Regions from separate parts of the Homo sapiens genome. Here region 2 is linked to region 1. The links are chromatin contacts, found by Hi-C or POLR2A ChIA-PET in ENCODE. All regions are on one chromosome and are shown on one strand. Each heading gives the region's core, a stretch centred on a gene start or an enhancer-like site at or near the end of the contact. The rest is flanking DNA. Distances are from core to core; before and after follow the strand shown.

Evidence for each region. A loop is a pair of places that touch in the nucleus more often than their neighbours do. ChIA-PET counts read pairs that join two places held with the same protein, here RNA polymerase II (POLR2A). Pooled maps may share reads with other maps.
Region 2: a loop to region 1 is called in a map of HepG2, with 9 times the contacts of the local background. The contact joins two enhancer-like sites. A Hi-C loop is called at or near these places in 9 of 168 maps with a recorded cell type or tissue (CD4-positive, alpha-beta T cell, CD4-positive, alpha-beta memory T cell, Caco-2 and 4 more), 22 of 37 single-sample maps with no recorded cell type and 15 of 50 pooled maps. POLR2A ChIA-PET finds 5 or more read pairs at or near these places in 19 of 52 experiments (A549, A673, AG04450 and 15 more).

The regions. Positions count from the first base shown.
Region 1 is chr5:32,486,898-32,494,034 of GRCh38, reverse strand. No RefSeq gene overlaps it. Among named protein-coding and RNA genes, the nearest start is that of ZFR, 46 kb to the right of the region's middle. Within about 2 kb of position 4,159, at least 2 of the 41 ENCODE cell types and tissues checked have a DNase peak (open chromatin) inside an H3K27ac peak, as active enhancers do.
Region 2 is chr5:32,519,499-32,526,635 of GRCh38, reverse strand. The region is part of intron 2 of LOC124900954 (a long non-coding RNA gene); the gene reads right to left. It also overlaps the pseudogene TMEM183AP2. Among named protein-coding and RNA genes, the nearest start is that of SUB1, 62 kb to the left of the region's middle. Within about 2 kb of position 3,740, at least 2 of the 41 ENCODE cell types and tissues checked have a DNase peak (open chromatin) inside an H3K27ac peak, as active enhancers do.

The DNA of each region.
Region 1 (7,137 bases), core at 2,910-5,409:
CTTGCTTTGCTATAATTACATTACATTCGGCAAGTGACAGAAAATCAAGCACGTGGCTTAAACAAGTAGGAAGTAAATTTGCCTTTCACATGACAGATTGGTGATCGAGGGTTGCTATAGCACTCCTTCCAAGTTTTGCTTCACTATGTATGACCTCCATTCCCAAAGTCTCCTCATTCTCCAAAATGACTGCCCATAGTCCAGTCATCTCATCCATGCTCCAGACAGTAGGAAGAAGAAAATAAGGAAGAAAAGCCCACTCTCGGCCTTTAAGGCCCCATAATGGATGATTTTTATATATATATATTCTCCACCGCCTATATCCCAGTGACCAGACTCTAGACTCGTGACTCCACCAAGCTGCAAAGAAGTCTGGGAATTGTATTCATTATTCTGGATGTGTGCCCAGCTAAAAATTGAGTGTTCTGAGCCAGGCACAGTGGTGTATACCTGTAATCCAAGCTACTTGGAAGACTGAGGCAGGAGGATCCCTTGAGCCCAGGAGTTCGAGTCCAGCCTGGGCAACATAGCAAGAGCCTGTCTCTAAAAAAGTAATAATAATATCTAGAGAAGAAGAGAACAGACATTGGGGGCAACTAGCAGTCTCCACCACCCCAACCTCAAATAATTTATTGTGTCCTAGGATGGCCCAGGAAGAACAGTATAATTCCTGCTTGTTCCAGAAAGGTGCTTATATACCCACAACAGCGGCTGGCTCTCATGGAGCCCTGTAAACTGAAATGGGGTAGGCAGACAACCGCAAACAGATGGATGTCTCAAGACATGCCAACCTGAATAGATAATGAACCAGGTCCAGGAATCATCTACTGCCATGGCATATGTGAGTCCTCCTACCACCTCCATAGATGGAACCCAGGGAAAGAAAGGGATGCCAAATTGACTCAGAATGTGCTTGCACTGCCTTAGTGAAATGAGGATTATGGTGGACATTAGGGCTGTTCACAAATGTTCTGACTCTTCTCCTTCTGGGTAGATGGTAGGATTTGCATTTCTCTGCCCCCTTGAAGTTAGATGTGGCCATGTGATATACTTTAGTCAATGACCCATGAGCAGAAGTCAGATGTGTCCTGTCCAGGTTGAAGATTAAGAGCCTGTGATAGTTAATTTTATGTGTCAACTTGGCAAGGCCATGGTACCTAGTTTTTGGTCAAACATCAGTCTAGATGTTGCTGTGAAGGTATTTTGTCCTTGTTCAATTTCTTTTGCTTTATTTCATATTTATTACCTTTGCCTCCCCAAATCAATGTTGTGAAGGCATTTGGATGCCTTCCTTAACATTTAAATCTGTAGACTTTGAGTAAAACAGATTACTCCCCATAATGTGGGTGAGCCTCATCCAGTCAGTTAAAAGCATTAAGAGAAAAAGACTGAGGTATCCTGCGGAAGAAATTCAGCCCCCAGACTGTCTTTGGACTATGGCTACATCAACTCTTCCCTGGGTTTCCAGCCTGTCATCCTGCCCTGCAGATTTCAGACTCGCCAGCCCTGACATTGGCGTGAGCCAATAAGGTCTCTGCCTCTGTCTCTGTCCCTCTCCCTTTGCGTCTCTGTTTCTCTCTGTATCTCTCTTCATGTCTCTCTCTGTCTCTGCAACTCTGTCTCTCTCTCATCATGTTCATTGTTTTTTTTTGAGATAGGATTTTACTATATTCCCCAGGCTGGAGATACATATGTGTAGATAGATAGATAGATAGATAGATAGATAGATAGATAGATAGATAGATAGATAGATAGATAGATGGATGCAGAGACAGAGAGAGACATGAAGAGAGATACAGATAGAGACACAAAGTGAGCACGTGTACAATTCCAGTAAACACACTGTGCATGCAGCCCCTACCAAGTGCTGGCAGGCCGCTGCACATGCGGACAGCCCACCCCAAAGGAAGAATCAGGGGAGAAGTAACGCAAGACCCCAGAAGTATGCCAACATATAAAACCCCAAGTCAAAAGGTCAAACCACGTATTTGATCCCTGAAGTCCCCTGCTTGACCCTCTTCCAAGTGTACTTTCCTTCCTTTCATTCCTGCTCTAAAGCTTTTTAATAAACTTTCACTCCTGCTCTAACACTTGCCTCAGTCTCTCCTTCTGCCTTATGCCCCTTGGTCAAATTTTGTCTTCTGGGGAGGCAAGAATTGAGGTTGCTGCAGACCCCCACCATTACGCCACTGTTAACAGGCTGAAGTGTTCCTCCTGTCTCGGCCTCCCAAAGTGCTGGGATTACAGGCATGAGCCACCACATCTGGCGTGGAATTAATATTCTATCCCCATTCTTCTACCCCTTAAGCTTCCCTGGGCTCTAAAATTACCTCTTTTTCTGAATTCAACAAAAATGTTTCATTTGCTTCTTAGGGTAAAAGATCATAACTATGTAATGAGAGGTAATAAGCAAATCTTCTCCAAGGTCTGAACAAGAGCTCCATTTTCCCAAGGGGATTTGCACTTAAAAAGAAGATCTAAAAACAAAACAAAAATCCCACACGAATCAAGCTGTATTTGGTGAAACTCTAGGAAGTGCGACTAAGGAGTTTTCCCGCACTATGGAAAGTAATTTTTCAGAGGTGCTCTGCAGATAGAATCAACACTGTTGGGCATTGCACTTGGGGTTTCTGGGTGTTTCTAAGTGGCAAAGAGCAGGGAATCCTCAGATTCTCTTCCAGAGTTTCCATTTCTCCATCTAGATGGCTCCCAGCAGTGCTGAGTCCAGCTTCTGTAGCTCCCAGTGGGGCTGAGTCCAGCTTCTGTAGCTCCCAGTGGGGCTGAGTCCAGCTTCTGTAGCTCCCAGTGGGGCTGAGTCCAGCTTCTGTAGCTCCCAGTGGGGCTGAATCCGGCTTCTGTAGCTTCACAGCCTCTCCTGTCCATCCTCAGGCCCAGCTACTGGCTGCTTTGTTTTCCACAGGGCAGCTTCCTGGGCTATGTGACCTTTGTCTCGGGGTAAGGTCCTGCCTGAATCCTGGTGCAGAAATATTATCCCTGGGTGTCACATCTCCCCTCTTGCCTCGCCCCAGGAGGCTTACCTCTAATCTCAAATGTAATGTATAGCCATAAGAAATCAACTAGGGGACCACGTGTGGTGGCTCATGTCTGTAATCCCAGCACTTTGGGAGGCCAAGGCAGGTGGTTCACTGGAGGCCAGGAGTTTGAGACCAGCCTGGGCAACAAGGTGAAACCCCGTCTCTACTAAAAATACAAAAATTAGCCGGGCATGGTGGCGCACACCTGTAATTCCAGCTACTGGGAGGCTGAGGTGGGAGGATCACTTGAGCCCAGGAGGCAGAGTTTAGCTGAGCTGGGATCATGCCACTGTACTCCAGCCTGGGCAACAGAGTGAGACCCTGCCTCAAAAAAGAAAAAAAAAAAGAATAAAGAAATCAACTAGGGAACTTATTAAAAATGCAGATTCAGGATTCCAGATTCTGATTCCTTAGGTTGGGATGCAGGCCAGAAAGCTGCATTTTTACAAGCAGCTCAGATGCAGGCAGGAGGCAGTCTTTACTTGGAGAAATAGTGCAAAGGGAGATGGGGTGAGCTATTAGCATCACCCACTCTCTTAAATCTCCGCTCTTTTCTAGTAAGCTCTGACTCTGTTATTGATGCAGCTGGGCCATCTGCTCACAACCTCAAAACGAAACAAATGAAACCAACAAACAAAAGATGGAATGCTGCTTCTAGGAATTTCTGTGCCATTTTTCTCTTTTCTTTCTGTTTACAAAGGGATGGGCCTTTTTTGTGATGTAGTCTTTAGTGACAAAACTGAGGACAAATGATACCCTCCTCTCCCACTCAGTTTTTGCCATATTTGCAGAAGGCTGATGATGTGGCCTGAAAGTAAACACATAAGAAAGAAGCAGCAGCCAGCTCAAAGAATTATCAAATGAAAGCTAGGACAATCAAGAGTTAAACGCAATTGTTAACGCAGTGACTGTTATAAACTTGGGTTAGAACCAGCAGCCGTAGGGGAGAATCAATAGTCAAAATGACATAATCTATTTGGCCAATTGAAGGGTTCATTTCTATGGCCTCTGGGAAGAGGCACAGAGCCCCCCACACCTGGAAGTAATTATCCCAGCCTGGCCTCCTGCCCAGGCCCAAGTCACTTCTCTGACCGAAATCCATGCGCCCTCTCGTGGTGGAGGTAAAGGACGATAGAAAATTGAGAGTTGTTATATTCTTGCATTTCACCGCTCTTCCATTGGACACCCAGACAGAGCTTTTTTAAGGATCTGCAGGTGCAGAGTCCTCCTCGAAGCTGCAGCAGGACCGTGTGAGGTAAAGAAGCTGCAGCAGGACTGTGTGACAGGTAATAGTGTCCTCGCTCTGGTGGCATCCCCAGATTTAGTCTATGCATGTCAAACATTAGTTGGGTACTTTGATACTTCACAAATGCAGACATTGAGCAGCTGTGCTTAAAAGCACAGTTCTTTCTGGCCCAATTCTATACATTAAACCCAGTCAACCCACCGGTGCATGTCACAGAAAGCAGTGAATAAAAATCAAGCCCCGGCCAGGCCCGGTGGCTCACGCCTGTAATCATAGCACTTTGGGAAGCCGAGGCAGGCGGATTGCCTGAGCTCAGGAGTTCAGGACCAGCCTCGGCAAAATGGTGAAACCCCGTCTCTACTAAAATACAAAAAAAAAAAAAAAAAAAAAAATCAACTCCCAAATTCAGCCTGGCACCCAAACTTCAATCCCAATCCTGCCTGCCCAGCTTCCCCAATCCTATGCGGGGTCTGCTTTTCTAGCCCAACACTCAGCCCTCATTATGGATCCCAGAATCTGCTCCCAGGGCAGGAGCTTTCATTCACCCTGCAGCCCTGGGTTCCACGTGGCTGGCATATCCATCCCTCCTCTCCTACAATCCCAATCAGGGAAAATCTCACAACTCATAACCTGAAAATAATAGAAAAAGACCTCAGAACCTTCAAAAGGGGCTATCCATTAGTCAGACACTCTACTCACACACATGATTTTTTCATTTTTAACTGTAAATTACAGAGACATATTCTACTGTTTTAAAAATTCAAATCCAACATACAGAAGCCATTGTTATTCCTGAACTTTCTATATGTTTTCACATACATAAATGTACTAGAGAAATATTGAGTTTTATTGTTTGTGGAGCTTTTTATTAGCATAAATAGGATGATATTATATCTGTCTTCTTTTTCTTTTACAGCTTGATTTTTTTCTTTATATATAAATATATATAAATATATATATATATTTTAAACAGGATCATGCTCTGTCATTCAGGCTAAAGTGCTGAGGCATGATCATGGCTCACTGCAGCCTTGACCTTCTGGGCTCAAGCAATCCTCCTGCCTCAGCCTCCTAAACTGCTGCAATTACAGGCAGGAGTCACCATGCCCAGCTTACAGCTTGACTTTTTAAATTAACAATAAGATATGTTTTATCAATAAACCTTTCCATGTACATTTCTCTGAAGCCATTTAGTTCTTTTTTTTCTTTTTCAGATGGAGTCTCACTCTGCTGCCAAGGCTGGAGTGCAATGGCATGATCTTGGCTCAATGAAACATCTGCCTCCCGGGTTCAAGCAATTCTCCTGCCTTAGCCTCCCGAGTAGCTGGGATCACAGGCACATGCCACCATGCTCTGCTAAATTTTTTGTGTTTTTAGTAGAGATGAGGTTTCACCATGTTGGCCAGGCTGGTCTTGAACTCCTAACCTCAAGTGATCCACCCACCTCGGCCTACCAAAATGCTGGGATTATAGGAATGAGCCACAGCGCCTGGCCTACTTATTTCTCTTTAACTGCTGCATACTACTCCATAGTGCTTAGAAAGCCAAAATAATACTTTTTTCTGCCTTTCCTAAGTCTGGAATCAATGGAGGAATAAGAAAATGGAGGCAGACAGATATAAATCAAAAGCTGACAGTGTTGTTAACAAGCTGATGGGAAAACATAGTTTAAGGGTGCATCTAGAAGGACTTGCCAATATTTTACCCCTGAACAAATACAGACTTACCTGTTGGGCCACAGGCATCCCTGGACATCCAACATGTGTGTGAAACAGGCTTCAGAGCTTGCCACAGAGCAGGGCAAAGGCCAGAATGATCTCCAAGCAAACATCGTGGAAGACGGCAGGGAAAGAACTGAGCAAAGGTGCCCAGGCCCTTGTACTTAAGTCACCAATCAAGCAAATTAGTCCTCTTCTCATAGAGATGAGTGAGTGGATAAGGAGTGGGAGAGAGAACAGGAGTGTTACTCTAGAATATAACTGAGGCCAGGGAAATGGAGATTCCCCTAAACATTTTCCAGATTTTCAGTCGTGCAACCCTTTCAGCTCAAAAATCTGCCAGAGCACAGCTAACTCCCCCTTCCTCCTGGGAGAAGAGATCAGGCATGTACCAGAACGTTCCTGGCTTCTACATTCATGAATCTATTCCCTCAATACCAGCCACTGCTCTTTTGTAGATCTGTCTCGCGGACAGTTTATATTTTGGCCTCAGCAGACTCTAATATGGGTTAGAGCAGCCCATTAACTTCCAGACCATGATATTACCTAAGCCAAAAATGTGCTCCATATTCTGTTTCCCATCAAAAACATGCCCGGTCATATTGTCCAATGTAACTCACTAAAGGTTATACAATTAAATAAAATGACCGCAAAAAGCTACTCCTTTCAAAAATGCAATACCTAACACAATATAGCCCATATATGAAAAACTCACACCTGGCATCATATTAAATAGTGAAAGACTGAAAACTTTTCTTCTAAGATCAGGAACAAGACAAGGATGCATGTTTTCACCACTTCTGTTCAGTAGAGTACTGGAAGTTCTACCGGACCAATTAGGCAGGAAAAAGAAATAAAAGCCATCCAAATTGGAAAGGATGAAGGCATCTGTTCACAGATGATATAATCTTACACTTAGAAAATGATAAACACTCTACAAAAAAACAGAACTAATAAAATCAGCAACATTGCAGGATACAAAATCGACATACAAAAATCAGTTGCATTCCTGTACATTAACAATAAACAATCCAAAAAAAATTAAAATAATTTCACTTACAATAGCATCACAAAGAATAAAATACTTAGGAAAAAACTTAACCAAAGAGATGAAGCACTTGTATATTGAAAACTACAG
Region 2 (7,137 bases), core at 2,491-4,990, 33 kb before region 1:
CTGGGACTACAGGCGCCCACCACCACGCCCGGCTAATTTTTTATATTTTTAGTAGAGACGGGGTTTCACCGTGTTAGACAGGATGGTCTCGATCTCCTGACCTCGTGATCCGCCCGCCTTGGCCTCCCAAAATGCAGGGATTACAGGCGTGAGCCACCGCGCCCGGCGTGGAGAAGGATTTCATGTTATTTCACAAATAGGGAGAAACACGATTAGAAGTGAGTAAGTTCAAAAGTCTGGCTTCAGGTGGGGCATGGTGACTCACGCTTGTAATCCCAGCACTTTGGGAGGCCAAGGTGGGTGGATCACCTGAGGTCAGGAGTTCGAGACCAGCCAGGGCAACATGGCAAAACCCCGTCTTTACTAAAAATACAAAAAAATCAGATGGGAGTGGTGGCGCGCACCTGTAATCCCAACTACTCAGGAGGCTGAGGCACGAGAATCACTTGAACCCGGGAGGTAGAGGTTGCAGTGAGCTGAGATCATGCCATTGCACTCCAGCCTGGGTGACAGAGCCAGACTCCATCTCAAAAAAAAAAAATCTGGCTTTGGTCAAATGGGCTGATAGCATGCATATCAAATAGGACACAGTGTCCAGCAAAATTGTAAAAAGCTGGGGTTTCGCTAAGATTTTAACTCTTTCTCTCACGGGGAGTTTAAGTAGTGTGAAGCTCTATTGTGAGGTTGTTTCCCTTCATCAGTAGGTAAAGATAGTGTTGCGCACAATTAGATTTGAAATGATTCCAAGACTAGGGGAAGTTGGCAAAGGGTTTTAGACCAGAGACTGGTATTCCAAGCTGAAGAAACAGCATAGTGAAAGCCATGCAGGCGTGAGGGAGCACTTGGCATATTCAAGTAATTGGATTGCTTGAAGGGTAGGATGAGCAAGGGAAACAGTGAGAGATAAGATTAGAAAAGAGTCAGGGGCCACAGCAGGAAGGGCCTTCTGCACCATGTTAAGGTATTTGGGATCTTATAAATGATCCAGAAGTCAACAGTTCACTTCATTCCGAACGATGGTCCAAAGCCGAACCCGATCCAATTACCTTGCAAGTTCAAGTCACACATTTCAAGGAATCACCAGGCAAAGGTAAGCTGCAAGTTCACCATTTGCTCAGGCAACATTCCTTATCAGTTGGTCAAGAGTGTTAGCTAACATGTTATGAAAAACAGCACCTTATTACTATTGGATCCGCCATCACCAATATTTATTTTGTTTGTACTACTGAAAGGAGTGGTTGTGTGGCTCAGACATCCTCACTCATTTCTTGTATTGATTGTGTGATTACATGTTCTCTTTTTCTCTAGATCTTTCTACCTTCTCCTTTATAGTTGCCTTGGCACCTTCCACTAACCATTAAATGTTGATTCATTCTCAAGCCCTTTTCTCACCCTATGCTCTTTCTCCCTATGTGATTTTATCTAGCTTTGTGCTTCCCTTGCTATCCATGTCCTGAAAATTTATTTATTTGTTTGTTTATTTATTTATTTTCTTGAGATGGAGTCTTGTTCTGTTGCCCAGGCTGGAGTGCAGTGGCTCAATCTCGGCTCACTGCAACTTCCGTCTCCCAGGTTGAAGCAATTCACCTGCCTCAGCCTCCTGAGTAGCTGGGATTGCAGGTGACCGCCACCGCACCCGGCTAATTTTTGTATATTTAGGAGAGTCGGGGTTTCGTCATGTTGGCCAGGCTGGTTTCAAACTCCTGACCTCAGGTGATCCGCTTGCCTCAGCCTCCCAAAGTGCTGAGATTACAGGCGTGAGCCACCACACCTGGCCAATGTCCTGAAAATTTAAAAAGCTATTCCACCCGAATTGTCACCTGAGCTCTAGGCTGCACTTCCAACTGTTTCCTGGCTTCTGACCCTTCTGTGACACATGCACCTCAAACTCAGCATGTCCAAAACAAAACTTTGAGGGGCCAGGCGCAGTGGCTCATGCCTGTAATCCCAGCACTTTAGGAGGCCGAGGCAGGCGGATCACAAGTTCAGGAGATGGAGACCATCCTGGCTGACACAGTGAAACCCCGTCTCTACTAAAAGTACAAAAAATTAGCCAGGCGTGGTGGCGGGTGCCTGTAGTCCCAGCTACTCAGGAGGCTGAGGCAGGAGAATGTTGTGAACCCGGGAGGCGGAGCTTGCAGTGAGCTTAGATCGCACCACTGCATTCCAGTCTGGGCAACAGAGCGAGACTCCGTCTCAAAAAAAAAAAAAAAAAAAACTTTGTATCTTCCTTTCCTCCACCAATATCTGCTCCTCCCTCCTTCCTTCAGCTGTTAATGACAATCAGTCACCTGATCTCCCAAATTAGACACTTAAAGTCATCTCTGATGTCTCCTTCTTTGTTACTTCCCACATCTAATCTGCTGCTCAAATTTGTCCATTTTTTTCTTTCTTTCTTTGAGACAGGATCTCACTCTGCTGCCTAGGCCAGAGTACACTGGGGCGATCTCGGCTCACTGCAGCCTGGTCCTCCCAGACTCAAACAATCCTCCCACCTCAGCCTCCCAAATAGCTGGGACTACAGGCACACGACACCACAACTGGCTATTTTTTTAATGCAAATTTTTACATTAAAATATGTTTATAAATCATAGTAGTTGTTTTCCCTCTTGATTCAACATTTCTCCCTCCCCTAACAGGAGCCCTAGAACCTGAAGAGCATGTACATTACTAACCAGATATATAATCCAGCCGCCCTGTCCAAACTGGAATCTGATTACTAATGGACTAGAATCGGGGCTGCCCCCAAGGGATGGGAAGCAGTAACTACGCTCTCAGGGAGAATGGGTACTGAGGGTGCCATCAGTCAAAGAGCCGAAAGCTGTGCACTGGGTCCAGGATGACTTGCACACCCTGTTCACTGCACAGTTTCCGACCACCATGGACAGGGGAATCTTGAAACACCAGTCTCACTCAATGATGCCGTATGTCCTTGCTCACATTGATAGTAAAGAGAGTAAATATCATTCTCATGACAATCGGAATGAAGATGAAATTGAGGGTGGTGGCCTGCAGTAGGCAGCAGTCCCGGTGTGGATTGGTATGAACATCTTCGTACTGAACAGGGGGCTGCAATCCTCCTGTACACTTGCTCTTTAACCTGTTTTTTTAACTTGAAGTTGAATTTCCACATTGGTTCCTGTCTGTTCCCAACAATATTTCTGCACCAGAAAAGTAAGCATTTGGAATTCTTTAATGTGCTGGGGGTGCTTGGATTCTTGGAGATTGGAGCAGCAAATGGCTCATACATATATGGTACAGAGATCGGATCACACAAGCCCGGAGACAGCGCAGCTTCTCCATTGACTCTGGTCGCAGACGCAAAGGCAGGGAAGCATCCAGCGTGTAGTGCCTTCGGTACAACCTTGTCCAAAAGGCAGCAGTGCAAGTGACAGTCCGAGCATTCTTACAAATCAGGGAAAAATTCACAATGTCCTCAGGACAGATATAGGAGGCCAGCAATAGCCAAATATCCATGGGATACTCTTCTCCTCCAGCCCCGTCCAGTTCTTCTTTGTGCCTCTTGCTTTTCTTTTTTCTGGAGACAGTTCTCTCACAGATGCTTTCCTCCTGGGCATCGTCTCATCACCGCTGTCGATGATGTCACAGGGCTCACCAGCCCCAGAAAGAGCTTCCTCTGCAGGAACCTGAGAGGCTTCCAAGCCACAAAGAGATTTTACTTCCTGCTGAACAGCGTTGGCTAAGGCTTTCTTGACTCATCCAGACCTCACGACCGCTGGATCCGAGTTGGCGTAATCCACCTCAGTCACTTGTCCAGAGCAGGCGTCGTGGGCCCAGAACTTGAGTCGCTTTCCTCTCTTGGGCATGGCGACCGTATCGGGGCGAGGCCTGCCTAGCTGGCCGGGCCCCCGGGCCATGTCTCCGGCCCGGCTCCGTGGCCTTCCCACACCGGAGGCCGCTAACTCTCCCACAACTGGCTATTTTTTGTATTTTTTGTAGAGACGGGGTTTTGCCCTGTGCCCAGGCTGGCCTCAAACTCCTAAGCTTAAGCAATCCTCCCGCCTCAGGCTCCCATGAGCCACTATGCCTGGCCAAATTCGTCGATTTTTAAACCTAAGTTTTCCCCTTTTCCTCATATACTTGATTTCACATCTTCATCTCTCATCTGAACTATTGTTTCATCATAGGACTTACCGCTCTCTGCAGTGATTTATTCAGATTACATCTGTGTTGAGGAGTAGGCACCGGATGGATGTTCTGTGGTGCTAGTTCTTACCCATGTATGTATGAAACCTGGGCAAACCCCATAGTTTTTCATTAATTCTAAGAGTTAAAAAATATTCCGATCGCGGCCAGGCGTGGTGGCTCACTCCTATAATCCCAGCACTTTGGGAGGTCAGGGCAGGCAGATCACTTAAGGCCAGGAGTTCAGGACCAGCCTGGCCAAGATGGTGAAACCCCGTCTCTACTAAAAATACAAAAATTAGCCAGGCATGGTGGCTCGTACCTGTAATCCCAGCTAGTCGGGAGGCTGGGGCAGGAAAATCATCTGAGCCTGGGAGGTGGAGGTTGCAGTGAGCCGAGATCGCGCCATTGCACTCCAGCCTGGGCAACAAGAGCAAAACTCCATCTCAAAAAAAAAAGATAAGAAAGAAAATATTCTGATTGCTTTCAGCCACAAGAAAAACTAATGTTATAAATTAATATGTCTCATGCAGTATAATCATCGGAACTCTTGACTTTATGTCAACTTGCCTCAGCGTGGCCTGCTCAAGGCAGAAGCATGCAGTCAAGGAGAGGGTGATTGTCTGCTTCTCTTTTTCCTCTGGGAGCCTCTCCTCCACAGCCCGCACTTTCTGGGACTTCTGACCCTCCAGGCTTGGAGTTTCTCTGAACATGTTAAATGATTTGAGCTGATGCTTCTCTCCTGGTTACTCCGATGGGCTGGCCAGGAAGCTGTCTGACTGCTCCTCTTCACTTGGAGTTGGGGAATGGCCTCTGCTTTGGTTTGTCATTCATCACCCTTGGCAACCTTAGCATGGGGTGGCCGTCTCCACACGGACTGTCTCTCTGTTGTGTCCCATCGTACTCTCAGGCAGTCCTCTTGGGCAAGATCTCTTTTTCTCTTTTTTAAAGACAGGGTCTTGCTATGTTGCCTAAGTTGGAGTGCAGTGGCTATTCATAGGTGTGATCATAGCTCGCTGCAGCCTCCAACTCCTGGGCTCAAGTAATCCTCCCGCCTCAGCCTCCCAAGTAGCCAGGACTATAGTCACACCCCACAGTGCCAGGCAAAATCTCTTTTTAAATGATGCCAGGTCAGAATTCATACATCAGTTTTCACCTCTGGTCCCAGAAAATAAGCACCTTAGACCCACTGCTTGGGGAGTGCAGCTGCTTCTAAGGCAGCCTCGCAACCTTTTTTTTTTCAATGACAACTTTATTGACATTTAATGCACGTATCATAAAATTCGCCACTGAAGCACATTCCATGGGTGTTAACATATTCACAAGGTTGCGTAACCATCCCCTCTCTCTAATTTCAAATATTTTCATCACTCCAAAAAGAAACCCCTGACCCATTAGCAATCATTCTGCATTCCCTCCTTCTTCTAACCTCTGGAAACCCCCAATCTACTTCCTGTTGCTATGAATTTTCTTATTCTGGACATTTCACATAAGTGCAACTGTACAAGATGTGGTCTTTTGTGTCTGCCTTCTTTAACTTAGCATTATGTTTTCAAGGTTCATCCACACTGTAGCATGAATCAGTATATCATTCCTTTTTATGACTGAAAATATTCCATTGTTTGGAGATACCACATTTTGTTTATTTATGTTTGTTTATTGATGGACATTTGGGTTGTTTCCATTTGTTGGCTATTATGAATAATGCTTCTATAAGCATTCATGTGCAAGTTTTCGTATGGACATATGTTTTCATTTCTCTTGGGCATATACATAGGAGCACAATTGCCTGGTCATAAGGTGACTCTATGTTTAAATTTTTGAGGAACTGCCAAACTGTTTTCCAAAGTGGCTGCACCGTTTTACAATCCCATCAGCAATGTATGAGGGTTTCTGATTTCTCCATATCCTGGCCAGTGCTTCCTATTTTGTCTCTTTGTTATTTTACCCATCTAGCAAGCATGAAACAGTATTTCACTGAGGCTTTGATTTCCATTTTCCTAAACTACCGGATGATGTTGAGCAGCTGTTCATGTACTTATTAGTCGCTTGTGTATCTTCTTTAGAGAAAGTCTATTCAAATCCTTTGCCCATTTTTTTTCAACTTCTATTTTTGATCAGGGGGTACACGTCCAGGTTTGTTACATGGGTAAATTGTGTGTCACTGAGGTTTGGTGTACAAATGATTCCATCACCCAGGTAGTGAGCATAGGCAGTTTTTCAACCCTCGCCCTTCTTCCATCCTCCCTTTTCTAGTAGCCTCCAGTGTCAGTGGTCAAGGCAGCTCATGCCTATGATCCCAGCAATTTGGGAGGCCAGGGAAGGAGGATCGCTTTTGTCCAAGAATTTGAGAACAGCCAGGGCAACTTAGTGAGACTCCAACTCTGCAAAAAAAAAATTTTTTTTTTTTTATTTAGCCAGGTGTGGTGGCACATGCCTGTAATCCCAGCTACTCAGGAGGCTGAGTTGGGAGGATCACTTGCGCCCTGGAAATTGAGGCTGCATTGAGCTGTGATTGTGCCACTGTACTCCAACCTGGGTGACAGAGTGAAATCTTGTCTCAAAAAAAAAATAAAAATAAATTAATTTTGAGACAAGATCTCACTCTGTCCCCAGTGTCATTGTTCCCTTCTTATGTATTTGTGTGCTCAATATTTAGCGCCCACTTATAAGTTAGAACATGTGGTGTTTGGTTTTCTGTTCCTGCATTAATTCACTTAAGATAATGGCCTCCACCTGCATCCATGTTACTGCAAAGGATGTGATTTCATTCTTTTTTATGGCTGTGTAGTATTCCGTGGTGTATATGTACCACATTTTCTTTATCTAGTCCACCATTCATTGGCACCTAGGTCGATTCCTTGTCTTTGCTATGGTGAAAGTGCTGTGATAAACTTATGAGTGCACATGCCTTTTTGGTAGAATGACTTACTTTCCTTTGGGTATATACCCAGTAATAGGATTGCCAAGTTGAATGGTAGTCCTGTTTTA